2 separate regions of the Homo sapiens genome follow, and region 1 is linked to region 2. A link is a contact called in ENCODE Hi-C or POLR2A ChIA-PET data. All regions are on one chromosome and are shown on one strand. Each heading gives the region's core, a stretch centred on a gene start or an enhancer-like site at or near the end of the contact. The rest is flanking DNA. Distances are from core to core; before and after follow the strand shown. Region 1 has its middle 130 kb from the start of ZNF532. Region 2 has its middle 30 kb from the start of ATP8B1.

Region 1 (5,802 bases), core at 1,165-3,664, 1.2 Mb after region 2:
AAGAGGTGTAACTCACTCTGCTTAAATGCATCCTTGAAACTTCTTGTTTTCTTTGACAATTTTTGTTTTTCTTTTCTCAGTTATGAATCTCACACCCTTACCGAGTTAGCTGTAAGCCTTTGGAATATGACAATGTGAATGTCTTTCTTTATAAAGATCATGATAACCAGAAAACAATCTATAGTAGATGCACAGAACATAAATAGAAAGGATTATTCATAACATCCCACTACAGCAGTCAAACCACAAACCATCCAGCAAGACAGGGAGAAACAAAATACATCCCCAACAACCAGAAAACAAATTACAAAATGGCAGTAATAAGTTCTCACCTGTCAGTAGTTACTTTGAATGTAAATGGGTTAAATTTTCTAATATGAGGACAGAGTGGCTGAATGGATTAAAAAAAAGACCTAAGTACCCGACTGTATGCTGCCTACAAGAGACTCAACTCTCTTAAGGATGCACATAGACTGAAAATGAAGGAATGAGAAGATACTGTATGCAAATGGAACCAGAAGAGAGCAGAGGGTAGCTATACCTACATCAGACAAAGCAACTTTAAGTCAGAAGCAATAAAAGAGACAAAGGACATTATATAACAATGAAAGGGTCAATTCATCAAGAGGATACAATAATTATAAATGTATCCAACATTGAATGAAGCACCTAAATATATAAAGCAAATATTAATAGATCTGAAGGGAGATAGAAACTATAATACAATAATAGTAGGGGACATCAATACCCCACTTTCAATAATGGATTACCATCCAGACAGAAAATTAATAAGGAAACATTGGACTTGAACTACACTTTATGACCTGACAGACATATACAGAACATCCCATCCAACAGCAACAGGATACACATTTTTCTCAAGTACACACAGAACTTTCTCCAGGATGGATCATATGTTTGGCTGCAATACAAATCTAAACAAATTTCAGGGGATCAAAATTACCTTAAGTATCTTTTCTGACCACAATGGTGTGAAACTTGAAATCAGTAACAGGAGAAATCTTGGAAAATTCACAAATAAGTAGAAATTAAACAACATGGGTCAAAGAAGAAATAAAAAAGAAAATCAAAAAAATCTTGAGACAAATAGCAACTATGTACCAAACACCTATGGGATGCAGCAGAAGCCATTCCAAGAGGGAAATTTATAGCAAGAAATGCCCATATTTCTGTGAAAAGTCTCTCTTCATGCTACTAGAAGTTTCTGGAGTAGCCAGTTGTCATTCTATAGTCACTGTTACCCCCAATCAACCCATTCTGAACAGCCCAGCCTCAGTTCACATGGTTTGAGTATAAGGCTGAATTTGAGACTAGGCTACTCTCAGTCTTTTCAGAGTATTTTCTTTTCACATCCATTTTTTCTTCACAGTCCCAATGGATTTTGAATGTTTTAGTAACGATTCAATACATTGGATAAAACTTTAATGATCTTAGCCTACATTTTTCTAGGCATTTGCTCATTTATATTTGCTGCCTTCTTTGGAAATCTAGATTTGGGGGTACCCTAGATCCTGTTTCAATTAAGGTCCCAGCAGAATGCAGTGCAGCACACTGCAAAAGGTTTAACTTTCAAGAAATTAAGGAAGGGACTATACACAGAGCTGTGTGCTGGAACAAGGCCTGAGAAGCCTGAGTAGGGGTGGAAGCTGGAGCTGTGGGAAAAGGGCACTCAGGAAGAGCCACTGCCAGAGCCACAGTGAAGCCAGGAAGGTGTGGGGAGCGGAATCACCAGGAGGCCCTCTCATCACACTCAAAGATTTCCTGCCCGCACCTCCCACCTGCCAAAGCTAAATACAAGCTAGATGACAAGGCAGCCACAGTAATAGTCTATAGATGTCCGTGTGTTGGGCACAAAACAGGACAAAGAAGGGTGGATGAAGGATCTGGGTTTCCGAGTGGGAGGTTATAATGATCACTGACACGTGGCATGCACTTTCAGGAGTGCGTGTTCTATGCCTGTTTTGTCAACATGCATTTTGTCCCCTACAGGCAGGCTCTCCAATGGAATACGGTACTTCAGATTCTACATTTACCCTTTCTAATTACCTTGCCAGGTTTCTCCTGGAATTATACCTTTTCCCTAGTGGTTATTTTTATGCAAGGAAACAGAATCACATTTCCCAGAAGATATTCCTTACCAGTTTCTAAATTCAATTTATGAGGTTAGTTCTGACTCATCACGTAGCGCTATTTATAATGTTTCCCAGTATTTAAGGGAACTGATTATTAAATTTGCTGTGCTATTTTATTGCAAGCTGCTTTATCCTTGAGCTTTTCTTATAGTTAGAACTGTACATTACATGACCATGGCAGATCTATTTGCAAATACAATCCTTGGCAAGACCATGTTTTCACCCGGGGGAGTTCTATAATTAGAGTCCACCATAGCACACCTCCAAGTCCAACTCAGTTCCAGAAAGTGTGGGTTTCGCCCCTGAGTCCATGAGTCATTTCCTGACCTTCAGGTCATGTCATGCTTAATTGGATTGGTTATTTTTGGAGAACAAATGCTATTTGTTTTTTAAAAAAGAACAAGGTAGGCACAGGTCCGCTGATCAGAGAGGATGGTGTGATGTTGACAAGAGTTAACGGGAAGTAGAGCAACATCTTCCACCCTTTCCAAGGTGGAAACAGATGCATCTGTAAGCAGGAGTAATGAATGTCTCTACTTTGCCAGTTCAGCACCTGAACTTCCCTTTCCAGTGTTGGGGGTACCTGCCATTGTATGAATCTTGGCAAGAGATAGATCTTACCTCCCACTGCAGAATCCAGAAGGTCACTCACCCTGACTCCCAGCAGCCTAACTTCAGGCACGGGATGACCAAAACTATGCTCCTGCTCGACTCTTCAGTAGGTGATACAAAGGAGCGGGCCAGTTCAACACCATTTGTCTGGTGGCGTGATGGCAGCATAGTGGCAATGGCCGTGGTGACTCTGAATTGAGAGTAGACTTGTGAACTGTTTGTCAAGGTGAGGGAAGTCAGTTTGTCTTTAAGGAACTACTGAATGTCTTGGACACAAGCAGTGCCAACATCATGGGGAGAACCTAAAGTTTAGACTCTTGGTTCCCTCTGAATAAGACACCAGCTAAACAACATGCCAGTCTCTGTTGTTTCAGAAGAGACCAAAATAAATGGAAGCGAGTGCCTTTCAATTGCTATAAGACCAGCCCCGGAAGACCTCCCTGCTCCCGTCACCATATCTAACCTCACCTCCTATCACTTCCCCCTACTCCCATGTCACTCCTTTTCGTTCCTATCCACGATTCATATTCCTGTTACAGGACCTTGGCACATGCTCTTCCTTCTCGTGGAATGCTCTTTCCCCAGTTCTCATGAGGGTTTTTCACATGTTTCACATCCGGTCCATGCAGAAGTCCCCCGCCTGGAGAGCCTTCCCCAATTCCCTTACTGAAATGTGCCCACCCCACTGAGCACACACCTGCTTTGCCACTCTCCATCTCCGCTTCCCATTATTTTTCTCCCTGGCACTTATCACTGCCTGACATGATATGCTTATGTGCTAAGTGTCTGCCATCCCCTGGAAGAATGTTCTAAGATTTTCCATGAACTCTCTGCTTGCTTTCTAATCTGAAACTGCCATTTCCTCTCATTGCAAGAGGCATTCTTCCTTTTGCGGCCTGAGAGCAGTGGGTATTAGTTATATTTTCCCCTTTGATCCTTATTCTGGACAGTCAAAACTGATCCTTGTTTTCTCAAACCCATTGCCAAGTGATGGGAGCCCGAATGCCCTTTCCTTTTTAATAGTTACTTGAATAAAGTGACCGTGTCATAAATAATAGCACCAGCCGGTTGATTGCTGCTGCTTCCGGAAACGTTAGAGGCCTGCTTTCAGGAAACGAAGGCATTATTTATTTTCATGTCCTATTTTTATGCCCAGCAAACTGCTTGCAAAAAACAAAAAACAAAAAACAAAACAGGTACCTAAAATATTTTTGTAAAATGACTGAGCTTCCTTGAGCCTTGATTAGTCATAATTTTTTTTTTCTTAGGGGTTGGGACAAACAGAAGGATCTTGAGCTATTAATTACCCAGAAGTAAGATCCTCTTTTTCTTTTTTATTTAGGTAGTATTTTTAAACCATCGTAAGTGGTTTTTATTCCTAATGATTAAAATGTGGAGGTGGGTTCTGCTCATTATATTTTTTCTCCACTTGAAAAAAGATGAAGTATTTAATGCTGAATTCTAAAAGCAATGTCATTCTTACTTTCAGTGACTACATGACATCAGCAACTAACCCGGGAATAAATCCAAGTTTCAGAGATTTTTCTGTTTAATCATTCATACAGACTTCCCTTGGTATTGGCAGTGGAAAAGTTCCAGAACCACTTCCTGTGGATACCAAAATCCACTGATATTCCTGGATATAAAATGGTCTAGTATTTGCATATAATCTACATTCCCCTCTATACTTTAAATCATCTCTACAGTACGTACAACACCTAATACGATATAAGAACTTGTTACACTATATTGTTTTATTTGTATTTTTAAAAGTTGTTTTTTTTTTTCCCCTCTGAATCTTCTTTCCACCATTGATTCAAACTGTGGATTTGAAACCAGCAGACTGCATTCAAATTATCTAAACCTCTAGTTTTTTCAATCCCCTCTCTCACCCTTTTCTAAGGTAGAAAGATGGTTAAGCAAAACAAAACCCAAAAAGCAACTTGGCAGTGGGAGCTCTAATGCTAACAAACATTTATTTAGGACTCGGGATTCTATAAATGTTTCTGTATCATGAGCTTTAAGTTCATACTACAATGCAACTGTGTGAAGTAGGCTGAGTTCATAATTTTACAGATAGGGAAATTGAACCTGCTTCTGTAAGAGCCAGGACTTAAACCCTGGTTTCTGGCACCAAATTCGGTTTCCTTCTTCCTACAAGTTGTTGATTTATCTACATATTCCAAGTTGGATGCTTTCATTTTTACATGGAAATTTCATTGTCTACTTCAATTAGACAACACTTTCAGAGGTGTTTAATAATAACCAACACATTAATGGTAAAAAAAAAAAATCCTTTTTGTATTTTTGTTTGTTTTTTGTAGAGATGGGGTTTCGCCATGTTGCCCAGGCTGGTCTTGAACTCCTGAGCTCAAAGAAATCTGCTTGCTTCGGCCTCCCAGAGTGCTGGGATTAGAGGCATGAGCCACTGTGCCCGGCTGAAAATACTTTTGAAGGTAGATGCAGAGGATTTCAAAGTTAGAGACCTGAGAGGTAATTTGTACAAGGCTTGAATCTCTCTAATGCCTTCATGCGTGGTCAACAAACAGCTGAGCACCTCCAAGGCTGGAGACCGTGATGTCATTTGAAAGAGCCCCAGTTCATCTTTGAGTTAGTTTTGACTACTAGAAAATTATTTGTTTTAAAGCTGCCCCTTTGTAACTTGGATCAAAATTATCTGTTTTATTTTTTTTCAGGGAACTATTTACCTGAGAGTGTGTTAACTATTTCAGCTTGTGTGCCTTAATGTTTTTTTCTTTAAGCCAATAACAAAAAAATCCTAAATTGCCACAGTACCTACTGTTTATTAAGGGTCTACAAAAGGTCAGATACTGTAATGTCCCCTTGTAGATACATTATCAGGATATCTGGTATATACATTATCTGCCAGGTATGTAAGTGGGCATTTAGAATATAAGGACAATACGTAGTATTTCTTGAGTATTTATAATAGGCCAGGAACTCTTTCAGTACCTTTTTTTTTTTTGAGGCAGGGTCTTGCTCTGTTGTCCAGGCTGGTGTGCCATAGCACAAATGC
Region 2 (5,544 bases), core at 2,033-4,532:
TTAAGGGCTAAAATTACGATAATGTAATAAATTATGAAAATGTATGTGTGGTCCTAACATGCACGACTAGGATGTAGTGCACTCTACATGACTCAGCACCTGAATTCAAAGCCCCCCAAACTCATCTATACCCCGGTCAGTGAGACAAGTCACTGTCTTGGATATTGCAGCAAATTCTAGATGTGCACCTTCAAAATTTCTGGGCTCAACTCATGGCCAAATGGCAGCAAACTGTTCACAGACAAACTCCGGTCTGTTTGCCTCACTTGGAGTAGCACCGTTTTAAAATGGCAGGGATTGAATCTTGATAGAGGTGACATTTGAGCAGAAACTTGAAAGAAGGGAGGCTACCCGTCTTATTCATATTTGGGGGAAGGCAGTGTAGGTAGTAGGGCCAGCAGGTGTAAACTTCTTCCTCAGGCAGAAACATGCTTGTGTGCTTTAGAAGTAGCCACCGGGGCAGCGTGGTGGCCGCAGAGTGGAGAAGGGGCAGGGCCACGTGGGATGAGGTTGGAGACAGTGGGCAGGGGCTAGATGACACTGGCTTTGTAGTCAAGATAACAACTTTTGGGCCAGGCGCGGTGGCTCACGCCTGTAATCCCAGCACATTGGGAGGCCAAGGTGGGTGGATCACCTGAGGTCAGGAGTTCGAAACCAGCCTGCCCAACATGGTGAAACCCTGTCTCTACTAAAAATACAAAAATTAGCCGGGCATGGTGGCACATGCCTGTAATCCCAGCTACTTGGGAGGCCAAGCCACGAGAATCGCTTGAACCCAGGAGGCAGAGGTTGCAGTGAACCGAGATAGTGCCATTGCACTCTAGCCTGGGCAACAGAGTGAGACTCTCTCTCAAAAACAACAAAAAAACCCCTTTTGATTTTGCTCGGAGTGGGGGATTTGAGATGGGGAGTGACATGTTCAGGTAAGTAATTTACTCCCAAATTAAACTTCCCAGGATTACCCACAATTCCCCTGCATATGGCAAATCTTGCAGTAGATCAGGAGGGTCTAGGGTCAAGAGGATGAAGCAAACGCCACTGAAGCGGCTACGTTGTCTGGGGTATAAACCCGGGGTTCGGCCGGGCATGGTGGCTCACACCTGTAATCCCAGCACTTTGGGAGGCCAAAGCGAGTGGATCACCTAAGGTTGGGAGTTTGAGACCAGCCTGACCAACATGGAGAAACTCCGTCTCTACTAAAAATACAAAATTAGCCTGGTGTGGCGGCGCATGCCTGTATTCCCAGCTACTTGTGAGGCTGAGGCAAGAGAATCACTTGAACTTGGAAGGCTGAGGCTGCGGTGAGCCGAGATTGCACCATTGAACTCCAACCTGGGAAACAAGAGCGAAATTCCATCTCAAACAAAACAAAACAAAACAAAAAAACCCGGGGTTCATTGTCGGGTACCAGAGTAATTTAGGACACAGACACACAGGAGGAGTTTAGGGGTGGAGGTTTAACAGTTAGAAGAGAAGAGAAAGAAAAACAGCTTCCTCTTAAAGGAAGTGTGTCTGGAGTTGGTTCCTGCCAGTGGGTTTGTGGTCTCGCTGACTTCAAGAATGGAGCCATGGACCTTTGCAGTGTTAGAACTCTTGAAGATGGCACGGACCCAAAGAGTGAACAGCAGCAAGATTTATTGTGAAGAGCTAAAGAACAAAGCATCCACAGCGTTGATGGGGACCCGAGGCGGGTTACTGCTGCTGGCTGGGGGGTGGCCAGCTTTTATTCCCTTATTTGTCCCCTCCCATGTTCTGTTTCTGTCCTGTCAGAGTGCCCTTTTTTCAATCCTCCCCGCGATTGCCTACTTTTAGACTCCTGCCGATGGTTGCATTTTACAGAGCACTGATTGGTGCATTTTACAATCCTCTTGCTCACTACAGAGTGCTGATTGGTGCATTTTTACAGAGCACTGATTGGTGTATTTTACAATCCTCTTACTAGCTACAGAATGCTGATTGGTGCATTTTACAATCCTCTTCTAAGACAGAAAAGTTCTCCAAGTCCCCACTCGACCCAGGAAGTCCAGCTGGCTTCACCTCTCAGAAGGAGTCTCTGAGCAGAAAGGACCAGCTGGTGGAGAACGCACCGAGTTTTATAGTCCAGTTTGAGGAGGTGTTGTCTGATTTACTAGGCCTCACAGATTGGTTCCATCATGTATGACATTTACAAAGCTCTCTGGGAAGGCTTGTCGCCCTACCCTAATCTTCTTATGCAAATGGACTTTCCAGTTGATGGGGGCCATATTATCTGCTTCTTACCGTACACGTGGCTGGCAGAGAAGGCAAGATGGAGCCACCATCTTGAAAAGGTCTAGTCCTTAGTTCCTGCTGGCATTCATCTGTGCAGCAAGCTGCCAGCTTGCTTGTCTATGTCTGCAGCTCAACTTTTATCAGCTGCTCTTTGTTAGAAAATTATTTGGGGCTGCTTTTCATTAAAAGGAAAGCCCTACCAAGGACTCCCATGCCCTTGCTATCTCCCTAAGTAATTCCTTTTTACCTCCTATATCACCACAAGCCAGCTTTCCTGGGAGTCCCCTAGTTTCTCTCCAGGCCCTAGGTCACTTCCTATCACCACTGAATCTGTCAGCATCTTTTTGGTGCACTCAGGCCTCCTGGCTCTCCTCCTCAGTATAGCCTTGAATTAATCACCAACTTATCACATAGTGAACAGATGTAGCCTTTTCCAAATCACTCAGGGTCTTCATTCTGAACCCAAATCACCACTCTGTGCTTTAAAATATCTCTCCCTTGCAGTTTGGTGTGGGTGTAGGACTACATTCTGGCCAATGGAGCTTGAGCAGAAGTGATACATGCAACTTTCAAGTCATGCCCCGTGCCCGTTCTTTTCTTTCTGCAGGAGGGAATACAGATGAATTGGCAGGATCAGGAGCAGCCATGTTGCACCAAGAGAAGATGAAAAAAGCATATGTTGCAGATTGCAAAGTAACTAGGTAAGCATTTGAGTCCCTAAAACTATTCCTGGTATGACTGGTAGCGGCATACTAGCTTGGACTTTTTTGTGTCAGAGAAATAAACCTTCATCTCACTTAAATCAGTATTATTTGGGGCCACTCTCTCTGTAGTAGGAGTGAAACTAGTATCCTAACTAATTTAACTGTCAAAAGAAAAAAAAATATGAGGCGAGAAAATAAGGAATCAAGAAACAAAAGTCAAGTTTTACTCACTTCATAGCTTGGCTCAAAAGCAACTTTAAATATGTGAGAAATGCAACAAATGATAATCATGCATACAGAGAAATTCCTCAAGTGACAAATGCTTTTACTTTCATTTCCTTTCTTGAAAATTGACAGAGTAAGATTCAGATGCATGTACTGACACTCACGTCAGTAACATCGGCTCAGGTTAGACTTTGGTCGTCTTATCCTTCGACTACCTAAGGGACTCATGGCCAGTATATTTTACAACCCCCAGTGCCAGTTACTGAATTCTCACCTGAGAATGAATTCCCTAAGTCTGTAATGTTTCATCATCTTGCAACACAGATAAGCCTGTGTTTAGAGCAGGCTTTTCCATATGAGTCCCTCCTCTTTCACACTGGGGCTGAGTAGAAGGTGATTGACCTGCCTGAGACTTTATCAGTTTGGAGTTCATGTTCCATGTGGTGTTGGAGGGAGCAATGGAGGCTGTGAAATCAGACATCCTGCTTTTTGACAGGGTTGTTTGATGACTCACCCAAGCCATTTTTTATTCTCGGTGCATATTCTAGTTTCCCTTCTCCCGACAGTAGCCTGATGCACCTGTGCTTGCACTGTCCTTAAGCCTGTTGCTATTGTTATGTGGTGTCACTGAGCCCAACACTGCGTGCGTGTGTGTGTGTGTGTGTGTGTGTGTGTGTGTTGAAAGGGGTAGGAAAGTGAGGATGATTTTCAACCATTAAACCCTTAAGGGGCCATCTTCTGAAGCCTGGCATCATCATTTTTGTTCTCAAGAACATTTAAGTCAAAAATAACAAGGTTCCTTTTGCTCATCTTCAAATTATTTTACTTGTTTGATCCAACTGCTAACTAGAAGGTGAATTCTTTCTGCTGTCATTTCATAATTCTAGTGTATTAAAAAGAGATGGGGGCTGGGCACGGTGGCTCATGCCTGTAATCCCAGCACTTTGGGAGGTCAAGGTGGGAGGATCACTTGAGGCCAGGAGTTCAAGACCAGCCTGAGCAACATAGCAAGGCCTCCTACAAAAAATTTTAAAAATTAGCTGGGCATGGTGACACCCACCTGTAGTCCCAGCTGCTTGGGAGGCTGAGGCAGGAGGATTGCTTGAGCCCAGGAGTTTAAGGTTGCAATGAGCTTCAAGTTTTTATACCTTCAATCATACCATTTGTGGCTTAGGAACCCCTAATATATTACATGGAGGGTAATGTAGACACCAAGAAAATGATTGAAAACAATTTATGCCTAAATACATTTGTATTCTTCTTTAGAGAAACCTAGTAGACAAACTAAAAGCTACTAAGCAAATAAATCAAGGTACTGTATTTTACAAAATGACTCAATTTATGCATCATTTAAAGAGTGTGGATCCCTTGGGAACTTTAAACATGGTTGCATTAGTTAAACAGTTGCTTCATTCAGATCCCTCTAGGAACTTGGGCAGCACAAGGGAAGGGGGGCCTCTGTTCCTACTGTGTGGTCCTGGTGATCTGTGTAGGTATCTTCTTTTACCGGGTTAAGTGATAAAAACGGTGTCTTGTGCTCTTTTATCCAAGTCCAAGGAGCATCTTTGTGGGTGTGGGGTTGCAATTATACCTTTCCTCCCTGGGCTGAATCCACAAAGAAGAAGAGAAAAATAACATTTCTGGAGACCTGGCCAAGCCCTGGAATAAAATGGTTGCCTGAGAGAAACTGCAAGTTTGGGAGGCGGGGACTCTTTTCATTGTAACCAAGAGTGGAGTCCTCCATTTCTTTTTCTTTTTTCTTTTTCTTTTTTTTTTTTTTTTTTTTTTTTTGAGACGGAGTCTCACTCTGTCGCCTAGGCTGGAGTGCAATGGCTCAATCTCGGCTCTCTGCAACGTCTGCCTCCTGGGTTCAAGCTATTCTCCTGCCTCAGCCTCTCAAGTAGCTGGGATTACAGGCGCTTGCCACCAGGCCCAGCTAATTTTTTGTATTTTTAGTAGAGATAAGGTTTCACCATGTTGGCCAGGCTGGTCTCGAACTCTTGACATCAGGTGACCCACCCACCTTGGCCTCCCAAAGTGCTGGGATTACAGGTGTGAGCCACCGCGCCCGGCCTCCTCCATTTCTTTTACTTTCCTTTAGTCAATAATGGAGACAGTGAAGGCATAAAAGTGTTCATGCTAAAGACCATTTTGAAAATCCAGCCACTTCCTGTCTGTTACACTCCAGCTGCCTATGTCCTCATCGTGTAATGGGAGGGTCACTCTAGAAGAGGAATGGGCCACCGACTGTCTAATGTGACCATCCTCCTGCTGAACTTGGGGAAAATGTCACTTTTTGCTCTGAACCCAGACCTAACCTCTGGATCTTGCTCTATGCCATGCTCCAGAAAGCCACCACTATCAA

What was found. A loop is a pair of places that touch in the nucleus more often than their neighbours do. ChIA-PET counts read pairs that join two places held with the same protein, here RNA polymerase II (POLR2A). Pooled maps may share reads with other maps.
Region 1: a map with no recorded cell type shows a loop between it and region 2 (12-fold over the local background). The contact joins two enhancer-like sites. A Hi-C loop is called at or near these places in 2 of 37 single-sample maps with no recorded cell type and 2 of 50 pooled maps. POLR2A ChIA-PET finds 5 or more read pairs at or near these places in 2 of 52 experiments (BJ and activated B cell).

What each region holds. Positions count from the first base shown.
Region 1 is chr18:58,989,142-58,994,943 of GRCh38, forward strand. No RefSeq gene overlaps it. Among named protein-coding and RNA genes, the nearest start is that of ZNF532, 130 kb to the left of the region's middle. Within about 2 kb of position 2,415, at least 9 of the 41 ENCODE cell types and tissues checked have a DNase peak (open chromatin) inside an H3K27ac peak, as active enhancers do.
Region 2 is chr18:57,830,254-57,835,797 of GRCh38, forward strand. No RefSeq gene overlaps it. Among named protein-coding and RNA genes, the nearest start is that of ATP8B1, 30 kb to the left of the region's middle. RefSeq lists a silencer at 2,524-2,818 and enhancers at 3,196-3,395, 3,436-3,525, 3,566-3,615. Within about 2 kb of position 3,283, at least 6 of the 41 ENCODE cell types and tissues checked have a DNase peak (open chromatin) inside an H3K27ac peak, as active enhancers do.